Linked DNA regions of Homo sapiens: region 1 is linked to region 2. A link is a loop called in an ENCODE intact Hi-C map of the cell type or tissue named here. Cell type or tissue: gastrocnemius medialis. All regions are shown on one strand. Links, peaks and the distances in the headings refer to the core of each region. The heading gives the core; the rest is flanking DNA. Region 1 overlaps KIAA1217. Region 2 overlaps KIAA1217.

The links. Peaks named below come from ENCODE experiments on the same cell type or tissue, not always from the same donor. Only the 100,000 strongest peaks of a DNase experiment are listed, where the experiment ranks them.
Region 1: it touches region 2 in a loop (10-fold over the local background); 5 of 110 quality-filtered maps call a loop at or near these places.

Annotation. Positions count from the first base shown.
Region 1 is chr10:24,307,518-24,312,899 of GRCh38, reverse strand. The region is part of intron 2 of KIAA1217; the gene reads right to left. Among named protein-coding and RNA genes, the nearest start is that of MIR603, 35 kb to the right of the region's middle. In gastrocnemius medialis, for the core only: a CTCF peak has its summit at 2,666 (motif pointing left); a DNase peak (open chromatin) is centred at 2,539; H3K27ac peaks cover 5,000 bases.
Region 2 is chr10:24,357,770-24,363,151 of GRCh38, reverse strand. The region is part of intron 2 of KIAA1217; the gene reads right to left. Among named protein-coding and RNA genes, the nearest start is that of MIR603, 85 kb to the right of the region's middle. RefSeq lists enhancers at 2,474-2,533, 2,564-2,643. In gastrocnemius medialis, for the core only: a CTCF peak has its summit at 2,445 (motif pointing right); a DNase peak (open chromatin) is centred at 2,441; H3K27ac peaks cover 4,499 bases.

The DNA of each region.
Region 1 (5,382 bases), core at 207-5,206, 50 kb after region 2:
CTGTCACCTAGGCTGGATTGCAGTGGCACAATCAAGGCTCCCTGCAGCCCAGACCTCCTCAGTCTCAAGTGATCCTCCCACCTCAGCCTCCTGAGTAGCTGGGACCACAGGTCTGCACCATCACACCCAGCTAATTTTTATTTTTTTGTAGAGATGGGGTCCCACTATATTGCCCAGGCTGGTCTCGAACTCCTGGACTCAAGCAATCCTCCCTCTCATCCTCCCAAAATGTTGGGATTACAGACATGAGCCGCCATGCCCACCTTTTTTTTGTTTGGTTTTGAAATGGAGTCTCATTCTGTCACCAGGCTGGAGTGCAGTGGCACAATCCTGGCTCACTGCAACCTCCGCTTCCCAGGTTCAAGGAATTCTCCTGCCTCAGCCTCCCGAGCAGCTGGGATTACAGGCATGCGCCACCACGCCCAGCTAATTTTTGTATTTCTTTTCGTAGAGACGAGGTTTTACCATCTTGCCCAGGCTGATCTCGAACTCCTGACCTCAGGTGATTCGGCCGCCTTGGCCTCCCAAAGTGCTGGGATTATAGGCGTGAGCCACTGTGCCTGGCCCCAGCCTTTTTTTTTTTTTTTTTTAAATCTATGACATGAAGTTCCACTTTAACCTTCCTGCAGTAGAAAAACACATTGAGGCTTCCGGCCATGTCTGTGTATATCTGTTTTTCCTGAATGACTTTGAGCTGGCCCCTCGTTAGCTGGGCTCCTCTCCGTCCTGCCCTTGTGCTGAAAGGCTCAGGGAGAGAGCAGGCATCTCGGGTGTGAGTGGCACCTCCTCTGAAGGAGGAAGCCCAGATCCTACAAATAAACTGTGATGACATTGCCTGCTTCTCCTCGGGTCACCTTATGTATCCAGAGAATCTAACACCAGCACAGGGAGGAAAATAAAATTCCACCTCGAGGAAAGTCCACTTTGTAGAGCAGAGAGCATCTCATCAATGGGCCACAGAGTTCATGAGTCTTACAAAAAAGCCAGCTATACTCTTGCCCTCTCAGTTCTGCTGAACAAAGCCCAGGTGCCACCTGCCAAGTCCTTCTCTTTTCAAGCCTACAAGAAGCCCCTTCCTATTCTAACGGCACTTCTTTTTCACCCGCAGAGGATAAAAAGGAGACTTTTTTTTCCCAAGAAAGCCTTTGTCCCCCCAGATGACAAAAAGTTCCCACAGGCCCCTGACCCTCGTGAGATACAAGAAACCCCAGCTCAAATGCAGAGGTCACTGCAGTACCGCCCAGCATGGGAGCAGTCCTCAGGGTTGGAATGTGATTACCTCCAGCAATAAGTAGAAAAAGTTGCATAGAGCTGTAACTATCGGCTAAGAAAAAGCAATGTGGTCACATCATTGATTCACTTACATAGCTGCTCGGTCATTACTCCTTGGGTCTTTTTCCTCCCTTATCACCATATCCCTAGCAAATATTAGAGAGCACACAATGGGTAGCCAAACATCGCTGATTCCTTCAACCAATACTTACTACTTGACTCCTGTGTCAAGTCAATGTGTGCAGCTCAGAGACAAGCCCAGCGAGGACCCGTTCACCACCCTCAAGACACTTCAACCACGGCAGAGTAGCTGGCAAAAGAAAGGTCCTTTGCTTAACCCTCCAAATATCAACCAGTCTCGATTGTTCTCCAAGGTGTCACAGGACACAGGCTGGGAACTAACACATGTCCGATCCTGAGGTTGCATCACGTGTGCAGAACACAAAGCCTTTAATTCAGGGGCAATTCTAGATCACCTCCTACGGCCTGGGGTCCACTGTTAGGAGTTCTGGCATTGGGGAAAACAGCAGTTTTGACTTCAAGGAGAACCCTGATGGACATTTAAATTAATAGTAACTGACATTTAAATATTTGGCAATCTTCATTTTTTTGCTTTGTTTTGTTTTGTTTGAGACAGGGTCTCACTCTCTTGCCCAGGTTGGAGTGCAGTGGTACAATCTTGGCTCACTGCAACCTCAACCTCTTCAGGCTCACGTGATCCTCCAACCTCAGCCTCTCAAATAGCTAGGACTACAGGTGTGCACCACCACACTTGGCTAATTGTTGCATTTTTTGTAGAGATGGGTTTTCACCAAGTTGCCCAGGCTGGTCTCCAACTCCTGGGCTCAAGTGATCCACGTGCCTCGGCCACCTAAAGTGCTGGGATTACAGGCATGAGACACCACACCCAGCCTATATTCAATTATATGTGCCCTGCCTTGGAAAAGGGACTGAGTGTTAGAGGCACACCTGGAGCAAGGTCCCTGAACTCCATGGAACTCCACTGGGTTCTGTTGATCTTGCTTAAAAATGTAGAGGCTAGAGATGGGGGAGTGGTGTGTAATTTGTGATTTCAAACTCTAAAATATATAACTTTTGTTTCCTGAAAACTGAGAAAGTTTTACTAAAACTTTGCAAGAAAATAAAAACTCTGGGGTTCTACCCCAGGTGGCTCTCCCATTTTCAACTCATCTTTGTTCCTAAGGCTTTAGTCACTCAGAGTCGTGGTCATTCATCTTATCCTGGCAGGGTGGCCTTAGGCATGTTACTCCACCAGCTTCGGTTTCCTTCTCTGCAAACTGCAGATAATAGCACTTACCTCATCGAGTTGTTGTGAAGATGAAATGAATTACACACATAAAGAGTTTACAGCGCTACCTGGTGCCTGGTAAAAGCAAAATGAATGCTAGTGGCCGTTCTTCCTGTTTCATGGAGTTGTTGGACAGCCATTTGTTTGGTAGATTAATAAAACACATTTCCAGGATATTAAAAATACTTCTCCTGCTTAATATCTAATTTAGAAGAACTAGAGGGGAGTCAAGAAAAAAAGCAGAGAAATAACGTTGCCAAAACTCAGGAGGTGATAGCACCAACACGTGAGAAACTAGTTAGGACATGATCTCTTTGCCATAATTTTCCTTTGGGAAAGTATTTTAAAAAGAAAGACCAGTTATTCACATTTTACAGGTGCAAATAACAATTATTGCACTGCTCATAAAGTTTAAGGACAATAGGTTATATCCTAAGAAGCCCCTCTTTGTGGTAGCAGAGTGTTGCAGGGAAATTCTACACATCAGGGTGGAAATTAACCAGGGAAGAGCCACCCTGTGCTGGGTGCACGCAAGATGGATTACCTGCATTAACTGCCTTCATTCTCTCCTTTTAGGAGATGCACATTATCCTCATCATATAGATGAGGAAGGAGGGAACCAGAGGTTACTTAATTTGGCTCAGGATCACACACTATGTGGTAAACCTTGATTCACACTCAGGTCAGCTGGACTCAAGACTACGATGATTTTGTAAATTTCTGCCAATGTTGAAGAAACTGTGTTCGGTGGGTTCTGGGATGTAAAAGGGTATGACGCAGAGGGTTCCACAGTCAAATACAATAGGGGAACACTGAGTAAAAGAAAGGTTAAAGGGGTTCACTTCATTGCAGGTCTTTACAGAGACTTTGGTATACAAACGTACACTGTGATCCCACAGTCAGATATAGTGTGCAACATTTGTAAGAACATGGAAGCCCGTGTGTGTGTGTGTGTGTGTGTGTGTGTGCGCGCGCGCGTGCGCGCGCCTATTTGTCATGGTCTACTGGTCTACACAATACAGTTTGAAAGACCCCATCCTCATACCATATCACATCCCCCATCATATTGATGGCATGCTCCTTACCCTCAGAACTGGATTTCATTGTTTTCTTCCACTCACTCACCCTTCCTCTCTCTCTCCCTCCTTCCCTCCCTCCCTCCCTCCCTTCCTTCCTTCCTTTTTTTTTTTTTTTTTTTGACAGAGTCTTGCTCTGTCACCCAGGCTGCAGTGCAGTGGTGTGATCTCAGCTCACTGCAACCTCCGCCTCCTGGGTTCAAGTGATCCTCCGACCTCAGCCTCCCAAGTAGCTGGGATTACAGGCATTAGCCACCATGCCTAGCTAATTTTTGAAATTTTAGTAGAGACAGCATTTCACCATGTTGGCCAGGCTGGTCTCAAACTCCTCACCTCAACTGATCTAGCCACCTCGGACTCCCAAAGTGCTGGGATTAGAGGCATGAGCCACTGTGCCCAGCCACCAATGCCATTCATTCATTCATTCCAACAAATACGTTATGCCAGTCATTGCATCAAGTAGAAGGGACACAGGAAACGAAGGGGTCATGGACATCAGCTGACACTTGTCAGATGCAACCAAGAACTTATGTTGGAGCCTTACTTCTTAGGGAGAATAACAAGGGAGATTAAAGAAGAGTTTGTGGATGTTTATGATGGATACGCACAGGTTTTTCTGGCTGGATTCAATGGCTTTGTTCCTTTAAAGAGAACAAAAGACAAAGCTCAGAGCCCGTGTCTGAATTAAACCCTAAGAAGGCTGATGGCCTGCCTTCTTCTCCATTCAGTGGACCTTGCCTTGTTCTAAAAGGGCAGAGGGGATTGCCTGCAATTTAGAAACTGGCCTTCGTCCAGTTGTCCAGACCACCCTATTACTGTTTAACTGCAGTCCATTATGTTACCTCCAATTCCTTTGATTTCTTTCCAATCCAAATTCCCCCTTCCTGGGGTAACTGTTGACGGTCTAGCCAGCATATTATCTAACAGCATATGGAATGTGGAACGGTATATCCTTACGAGGGCTGCACACATTCCTTTTCCAGGTTCCATTCTGAAACACATGTGCTATCAGTTAGCACAGGAGGCTGAAAAGGGACACAGCTAAGGAAATGATGGGAAAGAGGAGCTGAGAGAATTCCAAAGCAAGGCTCCTTCCACAGCTTAGCAATAGAGTGGGTACCATGGTACCTACTCAACAATTGTTACACGTAAGAACAAATAAGTTAAATTGGTTTATTGCACTCAATTATCTTAGGCTATATTTTTCTTTTATAATTTTAAACATAATCAGTTCATTCAATGTGGCTCCAGAAATCAAAAGCTTTCTATGGCTCAGGCAGAGACCCCATGACTCGGGCAGTGACCCAACATTCCTTTGTTTCTCTCCATCGCAAAGCACTCAGCAGTTATTTTGGCAGCTATGCGGGAGTTTTGCCTCCACAATGAATGGCATGCCTGCTCTAGCATGCTGGGTGGAGATGAACACCATTCTTTTTTCTTTTCCAGTTCTTTTCTTTTTTTTGAGACAAGGTCTCACTCTGTCACCAAGGCTAAGTGCAGTAGCACAATCACGGCTCAATGTAGCCCCGACCTCTTACGCTCAAGCAATCCTCCAGCCTCAGCCTCTCATGTAGCTGGGACTACAGGCATGTTGCCACTATGCCTGGCTAATATTTTTTTTTTTTTTTTTGGAGAGATGGGGTCTCATTATGTGGTCCAGGCTGGTCTCAAACTCCTGGATTCAAGTGATCCTTCCACTTTGACCTCCCAAAGCGCTGGGATTAT
Region 2 (5,382 bases), core at 288-5,287:
TTTTGCTATGTCTATTTCAGGGTTTTCTATAATAAATATAATTCTATAACAAGGCACAAAGAAAAGTATCAGTAAAGGAGGGAAAAAGTGAATTGTTGATCTCTAGGGAGTAACATCAGGAAACTCTGGAGGCTGCTAAAATTTAAGCACTCACCCAAAGTTCCACTTTTGTTCACAAATTAAAGATTTTCTTTTCTTCTTCTTCTTTTTTTTTAATTAAATTTGAGACAGTTTCACTCTGTCACCCAGGCTGGAGTGCAGTGGCATGATCTCAGCTCACTGTAACCTCTGCCTGGCTAATTTTTGTATTTTTAGTAGAGATAGGGTTTTGCCATGCTGGCCAGGCTGGTATCGAACTCCGGGCCTCAAGTGATCTGCCTACCCTGGCCTCTCAAAGTGCTGGGATTATAGGCGTGAGCCACCGCGCCCGGCCCAGAAATTAGAGACTTTCTGATGTCACTTTACATAGAGTCAAATTTTGACTCTCTGGAAGCAATTTAACCAGTTAGGAGACTAACCATGGTAAACGAAAATATATTCATAAAAAAATGTAAGATCTCATGAAAAGCTCTTTGTATTACAAATTGTCTCGGGTTTGTAATTGCACAGCAAATCACTGAGCCATCCAGCATATCTTCCAACATGAAGATCTAATCGCCAAAGCCTTAACTTAGATTGTTACTTATGTTTCTAAATCTGTGGAAGCACATTTCCTTTTCTTCTTCTTTTCTTTTACTGTTAATATCCTTATTCTCTATTTTACCAGTGGAGAATGTTTAGTATTAATTTCCATTTAGCTCAAGATTCAAGAAATGCAAAGTGCTATTTTTATCAAATTTCTGAAAGCCTACTGTCTTCTGCTTTGGAAGTCCCACAACAGCTCTTTAATTTCCTTAAGCCCCACTTTCCTCATCAGCAAGTTGGTGTGGCAATGGATCATAATAGGTTGCTGGGAGGATGAAGTGAGATCCAGGCATGTGAAACACTGTACACAATTCCTAACACAGACTAAGGATGCAAATGTTAGGAACTTGCAGATTTAAAAAAAATTGCATTCTCAAAAAGATGCTCTATTTTAACAAATGAACAAGAAGACAATTTTGCATATCTTTTTGATACAGCCATTCTATTTCTTTTTCTTTCTTTCTTTTTTTTTTTTTTTTTTTTTTGAGACAGAGTCTCGCTGTGTCGCCCAGGCTGGAGTGCAGTGGCCCGATCTTGCAGTGGCCCGAACCTGCAAGCTCCGCCTCCCTGGTTCACGCCATTCTCCTGCCTCAGCCTTCCGAGTAGCTGGGACTACAGGCGCCCGCCACCACGCCTGGCTAATTTTTTGTATTTTTAGTAGAGACGGGGTTTCACCATGTTAGCCCGGATGGTCTCGATCTCCTGACCTCGTGATCTTCCCGCCTCGGCCTCCCAAAGGGCTGGGATTACAGGCGTGAGCCATCGCCCCTGGCCCAGCCATTCTATTTCTAATAAAGAACCCAAGAAAATAATCTACAGTTATCTACAAGGAGGCCCTGCATGATATGGTATTTGCCCACACACAGTGGAACCAACAAAACCAGGCAACCACATGCAATGATGAAGTAGCTATCATGTAACAGGAGGGAAAGAAGTTCACACATATAATTAAGTGGATAAAATCATATTAGAAAACAATGGGCTGGGCACTGTGGCTCACACCTGTAAATTCAGCACTTTGGGAGGCCAAGGTGGGAAGATCGCTTGAGCCTAGGAGCTCAAGGCCAGCCTGCGCAACATGTTGCAACCTCATCTCTACAAATAATACAAAAATTCGCCAGGCATGGTGGCGTCTGCCTGCAGTACCAACTACTTGGGAGGCTGAGGTGGGAGGATTACCTGAGCCTGAGTAGGTTGAGGCTTCAGTGACCTGTGATTGCGCCACTACACTCCAGCCCGGGGTGACAGTGTTAGACCCTGTCTCAAAAAATAAAATAACATAAATAAGAAAAAAAAATGGCATGTGCTTGTGGCATGTGGTTTCTTTCCTTTGAGTCTATGTGCCTAGAAAAAAATAGGAGAAGGATATACACCAAAATATTAACACAAGTATTCTATGTGGGTCATGGGATTGTAAATAATTCTCCTACTCTTAGTCTATTATTTCTAACATTCCTAGAATATCCATGGTTACTTTTGTAATAAAATTTTTTTAAAAACTCCCGAGATGTAGCATTAAATTATTTGTGCTTGCTTTTCTGATTTGTTTCTACCTCCAAAAAAAAAAAACCACTTAGCATTGAAATAACTACTGATAAATTTGAAACAACAGGAGAAAAACAGGAGATTTGATTTGAGAGTTTTAAAAATGGGAAGAACAATAAAATCATATCTACATGCGTGGCCTCTTCATTCCTCGTCATTTGGCCATCATTCTGTTTCCTCACGTTGATTACGTTTCGAGTTGCACCACAAGGGGGTGCCCTGAACCTAGCGAGTATGATACAGTCTCCAGCATAATCAAAGGAGGCAGCTGAAATCCCAAATTCAAGAGGAAACAAGACACAGGTCAACTGATTGCTTTTGGTCCATCTTCATCCTCTCCAAATGCCCCCAAATGGCCCTGGTTCAAACTCGGGCTGAATGTAACCAGTCTGTGAAAAAACTGTAATGGGCTGACTGCTTGCATAGTTAAAGCCCACGATAGAAGGGAGAGGCTTGATTGCTGCAAGTCTAAGAGATTTCATAAAGTTACCACTGAGGAATAAAAAATTAGTAGCCTCATGACACAAAACTAAAGAATATAACAAGACCAAACGTTGGGAAATAGTCTTGAAAGTAATTCTATCTTGGCCGGGCGTGACAGGATCCCAGCACTTTGGGAGGCAAAGGTGGGTGGATCACTTGAGGTCAGGAGTTCAAGACCAGCCTGGCCAACATGGTGAAACCCCATCTCTACTAAAAGTACAAAGAATTAGCCGGGTATGGTGGCGTGTGCCTGTAATCCCAGCTACTCGGGAAGCTGAGGCACAAGAATCGCTTGAACCCGGGAGGTAGAGGTTGCAGTGATCCCAGATTGTGCCACTGTACTCCGGCCTGGGCGACAGAGTAAGAGTCTGTCTCAAAAAAAAAAAAAAAAAAAAAAAAGTAATTATATCCTAAAGATACACAGTCTGTCAGTAACTGGGGGAGCAAAGTAATTTCTGATTATTTGGGTTAAAAAAAAAGAGCTACTAAATTGAGAAATCTAATTGTAATATAATTCCTTTTCTAACTGTTTAAAATACTTAAAGATGGAATAAAATTACGTAGCCTTGTGAGACTTTATAAGTCACACTAAGAATTATAGTTGATATAACAATAATAAAATATAAAGCCTCAAAGACCTTCAAGGGTAAATAAACTAAAAAGCAGCAACATTTAACAAAAAAGAGTTCAGGGTGATATCCCAACAGCTTCTAATTCTAAGAATTTCTAATTTCCTAAGGAATCTTAGAATCTAAAGTAATCCTATAGTGAATATAGGATAGTGGTTGAAAGTATAATTTCTGGAAAGAGAAAGAACTGGGCGTAAGCTTCATTTTCAACACTTACTATCTGTGAGACTTTGGGCATATTACCTTAGGCATGTTTCATGTACACTTTCTTCATTCATGACATAGTAATAATGATGTTTATATTATACTTTGTTGTATGAAATAACTTGAGAAAAATGCTAAAGCCAATATCTGACATACAGTAATGCAGATTTATGAGCAATTTGAAATAATTAATATTCTCATCAAATGAAAGCTAAGTCAGGCATGGTGGCTCATGCCTGTAATCCCGACACTTTGGGAGGCCGAGGCGGGCAGATCACTTGAGGCCAGGAGTTGGAGACCAGCCTGGCCAACATGCTGAGACTCCGTATTTACAAAAAACACACAAAAAATTAATTGGGTTTTGTGGCACACGCCTGTAGTCCCAGCTACTTGGGAGGCTGAGGCACGAGAATCACTTGAGCTTAGGAGGTGGAGGTTGCAGTGAGCCAAGATAGCACCACTGCACTCCAGCCTGGGTGACAGAGTGAGACTCTATCTCAAAAAAACAAAAAAAAAAAAAAAAAGAAAGAAAGAAAGAAAAGAAAAGAAAAAAGAAAGAAAGAAAGTATTAGAATGAACAAACACATTGGCTAACTATAGGACGACTGTGATCTCATTCACAGATCTCAGGTACTATGTGGCCAATGGATATGTCTGAACTCCTGTGTGCTCCTGTTCTCATGGGTCAAAGTAAGGAGACTGATTTTTAAAAAAACAAAACAAGTACACTTTGTGTGTGTATGTGTATATATATGCATACAATGGAGTGCTGGCTTTCAAAGTAGTGAGTTTGAAGGGTGACAAGATTATTTCTATGACCTTGCCATTGCAATGCAAAAAATAAACAAACAAAAAACAAATTGCAAAGCAAACCTGTCATATACAGGGTGACTATTCAGCCAGTTTTCACTATGGCCAACCACTGTGTATGGCCACTGTCCTGACTGGACAACCCATGCCACAGCACAGTCATTGATCTTCAATTTTGTGTCTCAATATCCACCCTTCCTACTTTGATATAAGACTAAAATGATGCAATAGATTTATGAGAGCTTTGAAATAGTTAATATTCTCATACAAATGCAAGAGTGTATGAGAATGAACAAACACATTGGTTAACTATAGGAGGACTGGTATCACATTCACAAATCTCAGAGTTCTTTCCTAAGCCTCCACATTCCCAGTTAACAAAGAGTGAAATTGAAGTATCCCTGCCCGGTGTTCTACAAAGTGCCTGGGAAGAGTTGACCCAGGTCGTCTCTGCAAGTGTGACAGATACTCTTAGAACTGCCCCAACCAAGTGCAGCCCATGGACATCGGGATGACCAGTTCCTTGAGAACTCTGCTTATTTTTGCCTCCATAACATTTAAAACCCCTAGACACACTAGATACTTTACTTATTTGCTCACTTCTTATCTGTCTCCTTCCCCTTGCACCCACACACTGAAATGTAATGATCACAAAGGCATGAATATCTTCATCCACATCCACGCTGAGTTTTCACTTACAGAATGAATGAATGAAAGGCTGGAAGAAGGCATTGGTTCTTGGGAGTCTTGGCTCTGTGCAGCTTGCTTGATTTGGGGGCTTACCCCCTGACAGTAAACTACTCTTAGGGTCTGGGGAGTTTACGTGCATGGCTCAGGCAGTGGTGCCTACAGCCTCAAGCAAGCCTGCACACTTCACAGCCCTGGAACAGGCCCAATGCTCACATGGCCTCACCAGCCAACCTGCTGGGACTCACTTCCAGACACCAATCACACTCCAGCCAAGAGCATTCCAATCTATCACCCCGACTCCCCTATGCGTTATTGCTTCTTGGTCGCTCTCACACCT